2 separate regions of the Mus musculus genome follow, and region 1 is linked to region 2. A link is a loop called in an ENCODE intact Hi-C map of the cell type or tissue named here. Cell type or tissue: gastrocnemius. All regions are shown on one strand.

Region 1 (8,000 bases), 210 kb before region 2:
GAGTCTCCAGCAGCCATGTGCAGGCCAGGCCTGGGATGAGAGGCAGGGACACCCACTGACCTCCTGCCTCCCCTGTTCTCTGGGTGGCTGAGGGTGGCATGCCTTCCTGCTTTCAGACGGGGCCGGGCCAGCAGCCAAAGGCCCTAGCCACTGCTTCAGGACTCAGAGAACAGAAGTGAACCTCTTAGTTCTTGTCATTTTCTTTTTGAGACACGGTCCTGTAGCCTAGGCTGGCCCTGAACTCCTGATCCTCCGGGCTCAAGCATCCTTAGTGCAGCTTGGCCTACCCTCTTTACAGTGGCAGCCTGATGCCGAGTGGGTGAGAACAGACAGCCCAGGTCAGGGGCTGCCACAGGCCAGCTCATACACTCATACAACACGGTACTCGCTCTGTACTTCAGGGGCCTCCGCCTCTGCTCACTGCTCTTATCATGATCCTCAGGACCAGCCAGCCAGCTCTTGAGGTTGCCTGGGGAGAGAATCAGCCCACCTCCTCTACAGGCCTCCGCCAGGGCAGCCACCTGAATGACAAAGCTAAGAACGGGGCAGGGGTCCCCTTTCCTGGGCAGCCTGCCTCCATCCCATTCAGACCAGAGTCACCTCAGCTCAATAGCTCACCATGATTCCCACATCCCACTAAGTAGTAAGCTCCTCCAGACACTCCAACCACGCCTTTGCCCACTATACACAAACTCTGTCCTACTCTGTGACCTGGGCCAGACACTGGACTTTCCTCAGTGGAAGGTACCTGCTCCTCATACACTCCTGAAGCAGGTGGGAACTGAGGCCCAGAGGCCAGGCTGTGCGCTCTGAGCACAAGCTACAGGGCCAGAGCACACTCCCACCGGGCAGAGCCCTATGTCCTTTGGAGGGACTCCATGCACGCAGGCTTGCATCCATCTATCACCTGGGATAGACATACCACACCACAAAGACCCTGAGCCCTCTGCCATCTGGCTTTAGCTGGTGGGGAGCTGGCGAATTGCCTAGTGTCCCCTTTTCAAGTACTGCCCTGTCACTTGGGAGGAGCTGTTATCCTTCCCATTTCACAGGCAGAGAAACTGAGGCACAGAGCAGATAAGACTCTTAGCTAAAAAGCCACACAGCCTGTAAGTGGCACAGCCTAGACAAACACACACACACACACACCCCTACACCTATCAGCAGACAGCCCCTTGGTAATTGCTGCATAGTGATCGCAAGGGCTTCAGGTACCTAGAGGACATGGGATGGGTAGCTATGACATCAGTGACAGGGGTATCACAAAGAGCAAGCAGGCAGGAAGCCCCACAGAGGGCCTCCCATTCACGGGCACCTCCTTCCTGTCCGTGTCACTGTCCCCTCCACCTACTTTCTAGCTAAAGAAGTGGCTCAGTAGGGAGAAGCTGGTCAGGTCACATGGTGCTCAGACCACAAGCTCAGACCTGGCCCCTTTTAGATGACTATGTCCTTGGGTCCACTGTCCCACCGGGGGTCATTGAGAGCAGAGGGAGCAGTTCCCTGGAGACATGGAGAGTTGGGCAGTCATATGTTCGGGGGACACGAGCCGTAAGAAATAGCTGGGGCAGGAGGGTGGGCCAACAAGGGTGTCCCTGGATTCCACATGGGTCTTGAGAGGAGCCCTAATGGAGCAATGCTGTGTCTCTGGCTGCTGGACCATGCTCTACCGCACCCTGTGCTGCTGTGTACCCTGCACTGGGCCTCGAGGCTCAGGAAAGAGCAATACATCTTTCACTGCACAGGAACCCACACAACTTTAAAGCCAGGGAACGATGGGCCTCAAGGTGTCCTTCACAAGCCTCACTCAGACCACGGCGGGAGATTGGAGAGGTGGTAGAGCTACTCGGCTCTGAGTTCATACACCCACTTAGGTGGCTGAAGAGCTTCCCTGGTCCTCAGTTTCCCCAGCCCTAACAGGCTGATGACGTTAAGATGGGGTTGGGGAGGATCATGGGAAGGCAGTGCAGTGGCTCCAGTGGCCCTCCTGGCCATGGATGTAAAAAAGGCCCTGCTTAGAGATACAGCTGTCAGTGTGGGCCCCAAGTCTTCCTCCAGCCTCTGTCTTCTGGGACCCTCATTCCCTGTCCCTGTAGCCCGACTGTTCAAAAGGGCAGCCAAGCAGAAGCGAAGCTGCTCACTTAGGACCTCCAGGTCCGATTCCTGGCTGAGTCAGGGCCCAGCCCACCCATCCCTCCCCATGCAGATGCCAGGCAGCCAGGGGCCACATGAGCGAGGCTGTGGGAGGCCTGGCTGGCCCCAGTTCCCAGTGGACGTGGCCACCGAGTTCTGGCCAGACTTACCATCTTTAGCTTGTGCTGCTGAAGGATTTCGTCCAGGTTCTGCCTCTTCTTGTAGTTGAAGTAGAAGTTCTTACACTGGGACACGGTCTTGGAGCCCACCATACGGGCAATGGCTGACCAGTTCCTCCCATGTTCCAGGAGGCCTACAGGTGGAGGGCAGATGAGGGTTCACTACCGTCCAAAGCCAAGGGGGCACAGCCAGGGAGGGACCAGGAAACAAACAGTAACAGGCATGGCCCCAAGCGAGGCCACAGTTAAGATTCTAGGGGGCAGAAGACAGCCTCCCCCCATCCTTCCCTCCCCAGTTGGGCGGGAGCTGTGGTGACCCAGCTCTGACACTGCACAGCTGCAGTGAGGCCTCAGGAGAACAAGCCCGCTTTCCGGTCTCACCATAGGTGAAGGGGAACGAGCCCTGGAAGAGCTCAGGTCAGAGCAAGGCCGAGCTGGGGAGGGGAGCAGGGTGAGCTTGGGGCCCCCCCACACCTCAAGAGCCACACCAGACTCAGGGCCCACCTGGCACTTAGCAGTCACGGGTGGATCTGTCTCAAGTCACAGCTTGAGACCACATGGTGGGACAATCTTCAGATCTGCGGAGGCCCCCCTCAACCCCTCCCCAAGGCCACAGACCTCATGGCTCACAAGCTCTGAGGCTACAAACCTTGGGCTATACTAGAAGGCTGTGCACCCTCAGCAACCTTCAATGAGCCCCAGCTCCCTTGAAGGCAAAGCTGGCCATTTTCCCATGGCAGTGCCAGAAACCTGCCCCTGGGGATGGAGGTTAGGAGGCCGGCGCTTCGGCGGAGCTTCAAAGCCACTTGTGACAAGGCTAAGTCCCATTTCCTACCACCAGGCTTCAAATCATGTTCTTCAACACAAGTCAAAGCAGAACAAGAGGCTGTAACTACGAATTGCAGGGGGCGGGGAGGGCAGGGGAGGGGGCCCACCCCCTTCTCACCACCCCCTCATTCAAACCCCAGTTGGTGGCTCACTACAAACAAAGGAAACAATAAAACCCCCAACACACCAGCAAGTGACCCCCTAGGTCTACATGGCTTTGAGTCAGTCTTGCCCCTCCCCCACACCCTGGTCAAGACTGGAATTCTTGAAGGTTTCTCACCCACCTCACCCAGCTCAGGAGTGGGTCTGAAGCCTCAGCTTCCCATAGTAGCAGCATTGGGGGGGAGGGGGACGCGCCATGGTTTGGGGGAGGTGCGGGATAGCCAGGCCACCTGCTGGCCTACAGTGACCACAAGAGCCACGTGGCTCCAGAGCAGCTTCTCAGGGCTCCTCAAGGACAGGAGGCAGGGAGGGCCAGGGCTCAGGATCAAGTGTAACTCAGCCCCTGACCTTTCCCTCCACCCGCGCCAGCAGCAGCTGCCACTTCCAGAACCTGGCGGCTGGGGCTGCGTTTATTTATATTACCCGAGTGCCGTCCAAGAGGGCCCAACAAACACGTCAGGCCGAGGGATCGCAGGCCCGGAACCCCAGGGCAGGTCTCCATTTGGAGCTGTTGGGGGTGGGGTGCAATGAAGACTTGGGAGGGGAGGGTGGCCCGACCCCGGGGAACAGACATTTCCAAATTCAGTTAGGTCAATAGGGAGTCAGAACAGCTGGGTCTCCCAACTAACTCAGCCTATAAAAGCTAGAAACTGTCAGGGTGGGGGGGATGACGCTCAGCTGTTCCCGAACACGTGTGGTCAGGGAAGAGCACTGGGCAGAGCTGTTGGGGAGGCCCTTCCCAGAGTGTGCCACACAGCCCTGGGGAGACAGGAGCTTCCTCTACTCTTGTTCTAGGAACCTTACATTAGGGTGCTGTGCACAGGAGCACTTCATATCCCGTGTCGTAGAGACAGCCCAGCTGCTCTGTCCACCCCGGGGAAGCCCCGCTGAGAATGCCCCAGGCACGCTTGGAGCTAAGACTAAGTACAGCCTCCTTCCAGGGGATCTTGGCTGCACCCTAGAAAGGCAAGAAGGAGCGCCAGGCCACGGGTCCAAAATTCCAAGACCCCACCACCACCACATGTGCAGCTGAAATTTCCTGTAGCCCCATAGAAGTCCCCGTCACCAGCCAACCCCACCCTCTTGCCCCGCCAGCTGGGGACCACTCACATCCTCTCATCTGCGTCTCCCCCTCGGCCAAGTTTTCCGGAAACATCCGGCTGGAAGGATGCTCCAGGGAGCGGAGCGGTGATTAGGAGGCTGTGGCCGCAAGGCTCCTTAGGGCTTCTTGCTGGTATCCCCCGGTTCTACCTCTGTTCACATCCTCAGGAGCCGAGAGGGCAAAAGCAGGCACTGGGGATGGCCCCAGGACTCCTCCGGCTGCAGCTACCAGCTGCCCCAAAGAACAGAGCAGTGCCCTTCCTGCTTGGGAAGGGAGCGAGGGCTACGGCAGCAGCGGGAAGTTGTCAGTTCTGTGTGCTGGGTTTCTCTGTGCCAGGCGTCACCAGTGCGCACGCGGCGTCCGCAGATCTTCCAGGCACCAGTGTCTCAGAGAGGACACTTGGTGAGGGTGCTGTCCCGGAGCCCCCAGACCCACCAAGCCACAAGAAATCCAAAAGCCCCGGGCAAGACAGGGCCAGGCAGCCGTGTCCCTAAACGGCTGGGCTGTGGGACCCAGGGCTCCGCGCGGCTCTTCTTGCTGCCTGACCCAACGAGCCGCGTCAGGACTGAATGTGACCTCCAGACGCGGCGGGCGGGGGCGGGCGGGGGCCGGGCACAGGCCCAGGTTCGGCTGGGCGGGCCAACTGGCACAGGCTCCCTCCCTCTCTCCCCATCCGTGGCAGCGTCAGCAGCGGTAAGAACAGACTGAGGGATCCAGAAAAACAGAGCTCCCACCCCCGGCAGGCAGGGAGCAAGCAGCCTCTTCCGCCCGCCCGCCAGCCAGCCCTCCCGCCAGCCAGCCGGTTCCACCTGCGGTCGCACCCCCCCTTTCCTCACAGGCCCCCAAAGCCTGGACCTCTCGGAGGGCTGTGGGTGGCCAAGGCTTTCTATGGGGGTGGAGGGTGGGGAACTTGGGATGTACTTAGGAGTACTCCAACACCACAGCCATTTGGGGGGGGGGGGAGGTATGGGACTCCCAGAGGTCTGGCCAAGGGTCTGGGGACCCTGGTTACCTAATACATCCTCTATTCTCCGAGAACACCTGCTGCAAGGTCCCAAGGGCTCCCGGGAGGCCAAGACAACTAAGCAGCCTCCTAGAGCAGCATCCCGTCAGGTTGACTTCTAGAACCAACTCTTCCCTCTAGCCCTTGCCCTTCCATTCTGTTCTAGAAGTCCAGGGGACTGGGACAGAAAGATGGTGCTTCCCTGTATCCCGGCCGGCTGGTGGAGAGATTCCTAATCCTGCTGAGGACACAGGTCATTCCCACAGAATCCCACCGTGCTCCACAGGGAACTCCAAAGGGGGCCTATGCAAGCATACCCCCTGTGAAAATGTCAGGGTGCTCCTGGAAGGACACCCCAAAGCTCCTAAGGCTGGAGAGCTACAGAGAACAGACAGCTCTACTGCTCCCAACCCCAGAGAAGGCCCCAGGACATCTGCCCAAGGAGCATTTTGGGCCCTGCGGCTGGCTCTAGGGATGGGGGTAGGGTGGCCTCTCATCTCCATAGCATCTACTCCCCAAAGACCAGCTCTTTGTTCCACACTCATGGGTTTTGATTGAGCTGCAAATGGCTCTCTCAAAAAGGAGCTCTAGACACCTGAGTGTCAGAGGCAGGGATCCATGAAGATCCCCTGAATGTCTGTCCTGGGAGTGTTGGGCCTGTGTGCTCGGTGCAACAGTTTTGCCAGCCTGCCTTGCGGTCTTGGGTTCTCCCACCCCACTAATTTCTAAGGAAGGAATTTCAGAGGCAGCTACTTAGGAAGTGAAATTGGCCAAGACAGGAAGTCAAGGCAGGGGGCCTGAAGCTGGCAGAGAGCTGAAAGAGCCCAGTCGCCACAGAGGGGAGGGGCGAAATGGTGGCCAAAGGTGACCCTTTCTCATGCTCTACCTGGGACCCATGAAGCACTCCAGTGGCTCAGGGGCTGTGACTGTTCCAGTCCCCAATCCCCTCCACAGGGGTCTGAGCTCAGCAAGTGTGTAAGCCTCTGATTTAACACATGGGAGAACAGGCTCTCCCACTGTCTGGGGCTCCTAGATCCCCCTCAGGGAGAAGCTTAGGAGGGCACCCCACCCCAACCTCCACCCTTGAAGCAGCTTTCTTAGACTCCCTTGCAAAAGAAAACCCTCCCAGAGCAAGAAGTCGGAGAAACGTGCCCTCCCTGTCCCGAGGCCTCTAGCCACATCCTCCTTCCTTAAGAAATGTTGAGCCTGCTCTGGACTTAAGTGATGGATGCGTTCACTGAGTTCATTAAGTGTTGGATCATTCAGTACAAGTGGACCAGAGACCGACAGTATCCCATGGGGGGCACAGGGAGCCCTGTGAGATCATCTGTGAACCTGCCTCGGCCACCTTCTCCCTGAAACACTTCAGACCTCAGCATCTCTGTACTTGCCAATCACTGGTACAAAGGAGGTACTTCAAACCATGTCAGACAAAGTCATCAGGGCTTGCCCTAAGGCCAGCTGCCCACCTACAGAGCCACAGGCAGCCTGGTCTGCAGAGTCAGAATGTCCTGTCCCCCAGACCCTTGGCTGGCTACATCACTGAGCCATACTCCTCAACCATGCCAACTTCTCATGGGCAAAGCAGAAACATGCTGCACGTGGAAACTGGGGTCACAAGGGTCATTCACTACCTCTCCTTCCCTAGCAAGAGTCAGATGCTGGCCCAGAGTGAGGAAAGGAGGGAGCCAACATCTCCTTTAGGGCATTGATTAGGGACAAGAAAGAGTCCAGAGCCAGACCCACGTCTGGCCATACCTCAATCCATACAAGAGCCCTGCTTTCTCCCTGGGAATCATCACAACACAAGAGGCCAAAACCCTCCAGTCGCTCCTCTGGGACCATCTCCATCCTGCCTACGGGGATCTCCACGCCCTCCCATCATCTCCTCACTTGGATGGAGCCTGGCGCTCATGGCCCCTGACCTCAGTGCACTGGCCACTGGCTGGCCACACTACTCACCTGGCCAGCCTACTTCACTGCTGTGTGCAGGGTCCCCAACGAGGCACACGGTGCACTCTTGGAAAGGTCAGCCTGACCTGGCAATGGGGACAGCATCAACTCTAACAGAACAGTGGCTAAGCCTCCCCACCAGGCCTAGGTACTCAACCAGACCACATCCAGTGGCCGGCAGGGCTCTCAAGGGAGAGTGTGTCTACTGAGCATACACTCCATCGCCTGCACTGGAGACATCCAAAGGACCCTGGTCTAAGCCACTACCCTTCAACCACTGGCTCTGCCCAGGGTCAGGATTCCTTAGGGTCAGGCTAATCTCTCTTTAGGGAACTTGGGGCATTTGGCCCAACCCTATAGGCCCCCAACACTTCTCCACGCCACAACTGTAATCTTTGTCCTAAGGCAGGCAGGGGCCAGGTCCCTAAGGAGGCAGCTTCCAGTTCAGGCTCAGGCCCCACCCAAGTGTGAGCCCAGGAAAACAGCACTGTCCCCTAAGCATACACATACCACACAGAGAAAGATCAAAGATCTTGGGCCATCAGGTAGCCAGAATCCAACTCCAGGTCCCTTCCATCCCTTTGAAATCCCACCTTTGTCACCGATGCCACTGTGGCCTCTCCACTTTTGCCTCTCGCACCCG
Region 2 (8,000 bases):
CGGTAACCACATGGTGGCTCCCAACCATCCATCCATCAGGAGATCTGACGCCCTCTTCTGGAGTGTCTGACAACAGCTACAGTATACTCACATATGATAAATAAATAAATAAATAAATAAATAAATAAATGTGTTGGGGGCTGGGCTATGTCAGATACACCATCAGCCAGGGGAGTGGTCCCACCAGGCCACTCCACAGTGTAGACACCCCAGTCACAAAGTCACTGCTGTCCTCCTCCTAAGGCCCTTGTGGCTCTGGGGGAGTGACTCGGAAACTGAGGTTGTCCAAGGACATGCCACCCCAGCAGCAGCTTAGCTCTCCAGAGACAACATGGTGACAGGAAGGGGAACCCGGCCAGCTGGCAGCCAGCTTGGGCTGCAGAAAACACACTGCCCAGCCGGGAGCCAGGGCACCCGGGCCACCTTGGTGGCTACAGCAGATTATGGGACCCAGAGGGCAGCCTTATCCTCCATCTGTCAAGCAAAGCACAGGCCCAGTTGGTCTCCGCAACAGACAAGAACCCCTCCTCCTGTGGGCCCGACCATCCACTGGCATTCATCACCCCCAAGACAGAAATGAAGCCGCAGCTGTATCGCTGTCCCAGGATCCGCGTTCCCTGCTCTGAAAACAAACGTCAGTTTTACGCTTGATATATCTGTGACTTTGCCGTGACATTTCCGAGGCGGCGGGAGGCCGTTACTGGGTGACAACGTTCTATTCCACTGACATTATCTCTTAATTACAATATGCAAGCAACACGGAAGGACGGCCCCATAAATAGATCATTTGGGGTTTCTGCTCTGCCGCCGCAGCCGCCACGAGCCGAGCTGCACACCGAGGGGCTCGCAAATGAAATGTGGGAGGGTGGGGGTGGGGAGGGATGAATGGCTGCAGGGGCGGGTGGCTGCGTGTCCTGACTCAATGACAGTGTGCTCAGCGACGCGGGTGTCAGGAAATGAGGCATTTTGACTGAGCTTCCAGCAGTCTCTTGGGTGTCTCCATTCTCATCCCTGTCAAAACAGCCCGCCACCGCCAATCCTGAGGACTTTAATGTCTGGCACCGAGGGACAAGCATTGATTTTTTTTTTTCTTCCAGGAAATTAATTCTGTGAGGGATCGTAGTCCAGGCTTGAACTCAGAGACCAACATGCCTCTCTGAATAGTAGGTACTGGTAGGAAGGAGGTACCTCATTTGCTTCTTGCAGCTACCCTTTCTGGCCAGCGTCTGGGCCAGGCATGCCTTTCCCATCTGCCTGCTGTAAACCACCTGCAGTGTGTAAGCCTATGGCCTGAGAGTTTCTACTTCAGTCCCAGGTTCAAGTTCTACCACTGAGCAATCCAGGATGCCAGAATCCTGTCGTGTGGCCAATAGCGCCATCTGCTGGTGATTTATAGGATTGCAGGGAAGTTTGCCTGGGTTTGTTCCACATTCCGTGATACATCTGAAAACCATTTCCAATTGCCATGAGCGAAATGTCCATCCAAAATCCCTCTCGCCCACCCTCATCTGGACCTTGGAGTGGGTGGGGCAGGAAGTGGCTTTCCTGTGAATTATACGTGGGCACGGTATGGTCATAGAGCCTTGCCCAGGGAGCTACAATGCATCCAGCCTGCTGCCACAGGGCTGGCCTCCCACCCCTGCCTGCTCCCTTGCCAAAGCTGATGTCAGGAGGAAACCATGTCCTGCCCCCAAACAGCTGCTGCCCACAGTCTGAGACCACAGGGCCAAGAGCCATACAAAGCTGGGTCAGAGAGGCCCGTGACGGAGTCCCTGCCCCTCCAACAGAAGACATTCCTGTGGCCCAGCAGAGGGCAGATGGTAGCCATAGCCACAGAGGGAGACCAGAGGGAGCACTGTGTGTGCTGTGTGTATCAGCTTACAAGTCCTTCTCCACATAAAGCCTTTCCTATCTGTCTGTGGCGGGCGATGTGGTCTCAGGGCAGGGTAAAAGCAGGGTGGTGGAAGAGGGGCAGATTGGGGGTGGAGACCCATGTCCTAAGGGAGTAGATGAGAGAAATGGGTATCACATCACAAAGCTCCTTCCACTTCCTACATAGAAGATGCTTCCTGCAAAAGCACAGCACTGGATGGCGTAAACCTGACTCCAGAATGGTGCCACGTGTAGCCCCAGTACCTCAGCTCTCCAGCCCAGCTCACTGCCAAACCTCAGAGTGGGGCAGCTCCCCTGAACCTGTATACCTAACCCCCAAATTCCAGAGAATCCTTCCCACCTCCTAGCTGCTCCACTCTGTCCTGTGACAGACAGGCTCTGGGAGACAGGCACTATTTTTAGACATGTGACTCTTCCTCGTTTCACCCAGTGTGTGCCACCTGTCTGGGGACAATCCTGAACTGAGACCCTCACCAAAGCAGCCTGGCCAGATAAATGGGGCTCCTTCTAGACCAGCGGTTCTCAACCTGTGGGTTGAGACCCCTTTGGCAAAGCTCTATCTCCGAAAGTATTTCCATTGTGATTCATAACAGCAGCAAAATTACAGTTCTGAAGTGCCATCAAAGATAACTTTGTGGCTGGGGGTCGCTATAACTTAAGGGACTGTATTAAAGGGCCATAGCATTAGGAAGGTTCAGAATCTCTGTTCTAGACAGATGCAGTTTGGGGCCTGAGCCCGTGACCTCCCTTCCTCCCTAGGCCTCCCGGGGTCCCTTGGCACTGGTCACACTTCCTGACCTGGGTTGAGATGCTCTTTCTGGGGTCACCAGCACAGCGGGCAGTCCTTGGGTGCTGCACAGAGAGGAACAGTGGGCAGCACTCATGAGCTGGCCTAGCCGCTGCGGTGCAAACCTGTTTCCCTATCAACCGTCATCTCTCTGTGCCTCAGCCTCCTCATTGTAAAAACGAGGGAATGATGACATCAGCACTCTCTCAGGTCACAAATACTGAACACAAATGGTCAACGTGGTACCATCTGTCTAGTACACAGCAAATATTCAAGTAATGACAACATCTTAGGGATGTAGAAGCCAGAGCCCAGCTTTGGTCTTCGCTGGGTAGGTAGTGGCCGGAACCTGCCATTTTGATTTTATTTTAAAAATTATGTGTATGCGTATGTGTCTGCCTATCTGTGAATGTGTGCACACATGTGTGCAATACCCATAAAGGCCAGAAGAGAGCGCCAGACCACCCTGGTTCTGCAGTTACAGGTGTCTGTGAGCCGATATGTGTACTGGGAACTGAACTGCAGTCTTCTGCAAGAACACCAAAGTGGTCTTCACGTCTGAGCTGTTTCTCCAGCCCCCAGGATCTGCCATTTCATAGTTCCCAAGGACATAGATCCCAATAACCGTTTCATAATTATCCCAAAGACAGCTGTGCAAACTGAACCCCGGACCTACTTTGGAGATGCATATGAACGCCCCAACCCTGTGCCTGGCTTCCTGGGCTAAAGAACTGTTGCTATTTCCATAGACATTGTCTGCAAGCTCCATGGCTTGGCAACACGACAAGGCATCTGAATATGGGAACTGAAGATAGCCTTTAAAAATATATATATAATATAGAGTTTATTTGGGGGCATGGGAAGAGGGGCATGTGAAGGGGGATTGAGAAGGGAGGATGGGGAAGGGAAGAGGCCGGCAGGAACATGTGGAGAGAGTGGGGTGGGGAGGGGAGAGAAAAGAGTCAGAGAGAGAAAAAGTGGGGATAGCCTTTTAAATACAAACATATTCAACAGTGTATCTTAAGCAGCCTGGGTTTGTTACATTTGTTTGTTTGTTTGCTTTTCACGCTTAACGTGTCTAGAGCCTCAAAAAGTAGATGTTCCTTGGTTTTAAAACTGCCACAGAAGCCTGGAGTAGCTGCGGGTTTTGTCTGTGGCCAGGCGCTCTGCTCTAGTGACTGGAACCACAGCGACCCCTGGTGGCCGTTCTCTGTACCTGCAGCTGCTTCAAGCTGCTCCCCGCTCCTGGTTGTTATACTTCTGTCCCATAGACAGCCTTTACTGCACAGCTGCCCTTGACTACTAGGCTTATTCTCTCTACCCGGGGACATCCCTTAGCCACCAGCCTCTGCCTCCCATTCTCCTTCTAGGGAACCCAGCCCAACACGATCCCAACACACAGAAGGGCATTAGGCACATGGTGGCCACCCGGACACTTGCTGAATGAGAGAACCTAAGCACCTTCTCAGGGTGGAAAGTGCTCCGCATATAGCAGGTGCCTAATAGTTGCTTTCTGGGAGCTGGGCATCCAAGCGTTTTTATTGTAGTCCCATCTCCGGAGAGATTGCGCACACACCCACTTTTATTTCTTATTTATTTTGTAAATAAGTAATTGCTATGTAATACAGGTTGGCCTCAATGTCATGGTTGTCCTGCCTCACCCTGTTGAGTTCTGCACCGCCATGCATCTCCTGTTCTAGCGTCATAGAGGCTGCCAGAGGTTTTGCATGGCAGTAATCTAATATTCGCTCCCTTCCATGAGCTGCCAATGGCAAGGCAAGCTCAGAGATGTAGGGAATTGCTCCAAGGCAGCCCAGCAAGTGGGACAGAGGTTAGCAGCACAGATGGCTGTTGTTCATGGTTCAGAATCTTAATCATGAGACCTGGGTTTTAGCTTAGGGCTCCTTAGCAAGCCACTTAGTGTTAAGACCTTTTCAAATGCTAAAGATTAAGAAAGACATTTTTCTGGTGTGGGAGAGGCTCTCTGGAACACTCACAAAATAAAATTGCTCAAGGTTAGCCATTCCCAAACCAGCCCGTGAACAGTTAAAGTCGGATTTGACACATCCCAAGAATAACGGGACACTGGCCAGCCCTTAAAGGCGCCACTGGGCATCCGACGTGTGCAAACCGCCCTCTAGTGGTCAATACTGGAATTACCCAGAAGTCGGTCCTCTAGGCACAGGATGAGGATTGAGGGCGTTGTCTTCAGAGTTGGGAAAAGCTTAAAGGGCGTGCTTAAAGGACAAGCTGTGGTCGATGATATCTCAGAAAGACTCCTGGGTAGTTACGGGAAGAACAGAAGGCCCAGGCTGCATGTGAGAGCCAGGAACGGCCTGTCAGACAGTCCAAATGTCCCAGGGACAGATCAAAGCAGGACAGTGGAGTGAACATGAATACAGAGGTTCCCCCCACCTCCTTGGCTGCTCCGCCCCCTGCAGAGACTCTGGCTTTTGCTCATTGCTTTTTTTTTTTTTTTTTTTTTTTTTTTTCCTGAGTTAGGGCTTCACCTTCAGCCCAGGCTGTTCCAAAACTTATAATCCTCCGGCTTCATTTTGGTTTGTCTGACAAGAGTCTCATGTAGCCCAGGCTGGCCTCTACCTTGCTATCTAGCTCATTTATTCCTTGAATTCCTGAAGCCCCTGTCTCTGCCTCTCTCAGGTGTATTGTCTTAAATGGGTGGGGGTTGCTAAGGTCTGTGATTCGGCCATGCCCCTTGCAAGAAGCAGCAGGATAGCAAAGCCATCTGGGAGGAAGGGCGTCGGTTGGGCGCCTCCACCTGCACCCCACCCCAGGACCCTGGTGCCAAGCATGCAGCAGGCGTTGGGCAGATATTTCCTGTGAAGTTGGACATGCTTCTGGGTCACAGACCAGAGTGTCCATCACAATGCCAGGCCTGGTGTGTGTGTGTGTGTGTGTGTGTGTGTGTGTGTGTGTGTGTGTGTGTGTGTGTACATGCTCCAACAACCAGAGTTAGGATCTCAACTATTCCAAAGCGACCTGGCATTGACTGGGGTACAAAAGCACTCCAGGGGTGTTGAGGAGGGAAGCTTGAGGGAGCAGTTATGGGGGGGGGTGTCCTAGTGTCATTTCTATTGCGGTGGTGACAGCACCACAGAGAAACAAGGGACATTTCACTTACAGTTTGAGGTCACCATTCCTGACAGGAACTCCGGTAGTGAGTCACATCGCATCCACAGTCAGGAGCAGAGAGGAAATGGACACACTCATGCTGCCTGCTGGCTCATGCTTAACTAGCTTTCTTCACTCTTACACAGGTCAGGACGGGGCCTAGGGAATGGTGCTGCCCCACACTGAGAGTGAGTCTTCCCACTTCAATTAATGATCAAGGCAAATACCCACACATGGGCCCCCATGCACAATCTCTCTCTGAGGGATTCTCTCCCTCAGCCTTTCTTCTTGAGTGATTCCATGCTGTGTCAAGTTGACAGTTATAATTTACCATCATAGGGGGGCTTCCCAGAGGAGGCTAGGATAGAGCTATGGTAGAGGGGCTGATGAAAGTGAGGCCTAGTTGAGGCTGGAGATGATCAGAGGTGACACACCCTCCACTGGCAGCATAGGAGGTGGTGACAGGGTACAGAGAGCATCCTCCAAGAACTAGGAGTGATGGGACACTGAAGGGCCTGCAGGACTAAGGGCCATGTGTCACATGGGTTTCATAGAATATCACTGGCCAGACAAGTCCAGAATCTCACAGACACATGGCTTCCTCTTTGATAATTTAATTCTTGAAGTCAGATGTGGGCAATGCCTTTAATTCCTCAGGAGGCAGATCTCTGACTTCAAGGCCAGCCTGGTCTACAGTATGAGTTCCAAGACGGCCAGGTTACACAGAGGAATCCTGCCTCAAAAAACAAAACAAAACAAACAACAACAACAAAAACAAAAAGGAGGGGCTGAAGAGATAGCTCAGTAAATAACGGGAAAATGGGCAGAAAGACCTGAGTTCAAGTCCTAATATCATAAGAAAGCCAGGCATCATGATCATTTGTGTTTGTAATCCCAGCCTGGAGAGGAGAGGGAGGGTGAAGAAGAGGATCTCTGGACACACACACACACACACACACACACACACACACACTGAGGCAGGCCAAACCAAACCAAAAAGGATCCTTCCCCAAGATCCAGCAGGGGGTGCTGTAAGCAGCTGTTTCCTAGGTCTAGACTTTTGGGGCTTTGGGGCCTCCGCACAGCACAGACCTCTCTTACACACACACACACACACACACACAAACATACACACACCGGTCGGGGAACCTTTCCACATTGGTTCCCAGAAGGCTGCAGATTGAGCAACCAGCTTTTGCAAGCGGGTTACTATAAATGTGGAGAGAGATCAGTGGGCGTGTCAGCCCACAGGGTAAAAATATCCCAGATGACTGACAACCAGTGGCAGCCATCCGATCCCTGCACGCTACTCAGCAGGGAGGAGCCCCTGCAGCCAACTGGACAGGCTCCCCACTGCCTGGTTCTTTCTGAGAATATCTGGAACAGACAAAGCTTGCCGGCTGCCAAATGTTACACACTGAGAGGAAGGTCAGTGTGTAGATAAAGGGGGGAGGTAGCGCTGGGGAAGTGGAATCTGAACCCCAAGTTTAGCTTCTTCTTGTTGTTTTGTTTATTTGATTAAATTAATTTATTTAATGTATATGAGTACACTGTAGCTGTTCAGGTGAGCCATCATGTGGTTGCTGGGAATTCAATTTAGGACCTCTGCTTGCTTTGAACTCAGGACCTCAGCTCTTAACCGCTGAGCCATCTTGCCAGCCCCTGTTGTTTTGTTTCTGAGACAGGGCTTCTCTGTGTAACCTGGGCCATCCTGGAACTCTGTAGGTCAGGCTGGCCTTGAACTCAAGAGATCCACCTGCCTCTGCCTCCCAAGACTGGGATTAAAAGAGTATGACCACCACCGGGCTGCTGCCTCTGCCTCCTCCTCCTCCTCCTCCTCCTCCTCCTCCTCCCCCTCCTCCTCCTCCCCCTCCCCCTCCTCCCCACCCCTCCCCTCCCCCTCCCCCTCTCCCTCTTCCTTCCACAGAATCCCACTACATAGTCCTAGCTGGCTGTACCTTACTGTATAAACCAGGTTAGCTTCAAACTCATAGATCCTCTGCCTTCTGAGTGGTGGGATTAAAGGTTTTTGCTACCAAATCAGCCTCCTCCTCCCCCTCCTCCTCCTCCTCCTTCTCCTTCTTCATCCAGGTCTTATGTAGCCCCAGGCTGGTTTTGAACTCACTGTGTAGAGCAAGATGACCTTGAACTTCTGATCTTCCTGCCTCTCCCTCACACTTTTGCCCCC

Evidence for each region. Peaks named below come from ENCODE experiments on the same cell type or tissue, not always from the same donor. Only the 100,000 strongest peaks of a DNase experiment are listed, where the experiment ranks them.
Region 1: it touches region 2 in a loop (3-fold over the local background); 12 of 42 quality-filtered maps call a loop at or near these places.

The regions. Positions count from the first base shown.
Region 1 is chr5:125,053,433-125,061,432 of GRCm38, forward strand. Ncor2 (nuclear receptor co-repressor 2) reads right to left here. Exons shown (of 47, transcript NM_011424.3): 18 at 2,301-2,443. Among named protein-coding and RNA genes, the nearest start is that of Rflna, 54 kb to the left of the region's middle. In gastrocnemius, a CTCF peak has its summit at 3,564 (motif pointing left); DNase peaks (open chromatin) are centred at 3,422, 3,650, 4,217, 4,454 and 1 more place; H3K4me3 peaks cover 5,667 bases; H3K27ac peaks cover 7,732 bases.
Region 2 is chr5:125,266,895-125,274,894 of GRCm38, forward strand. No RefSeq gene overlaps it. Among named protein-coding and RNA genes, the nearest start is that of Gm32585, 18 kb to the left of the region's middle. In gastrocnemius, CTCF peaks have their summits at 1,383 (motif pointing left), 3,891 (motif pointing left), 4,829 (motif pointing left), 6,857 (motif pointing right) and 1 weaker place; DNase peaks (open chromatin) are centred at 377, 910, 1,392, 1,669 and 6 more places; H3K4me3 peaks cover 1,063 bases; H3K27ac peaks cover 5,003 bases.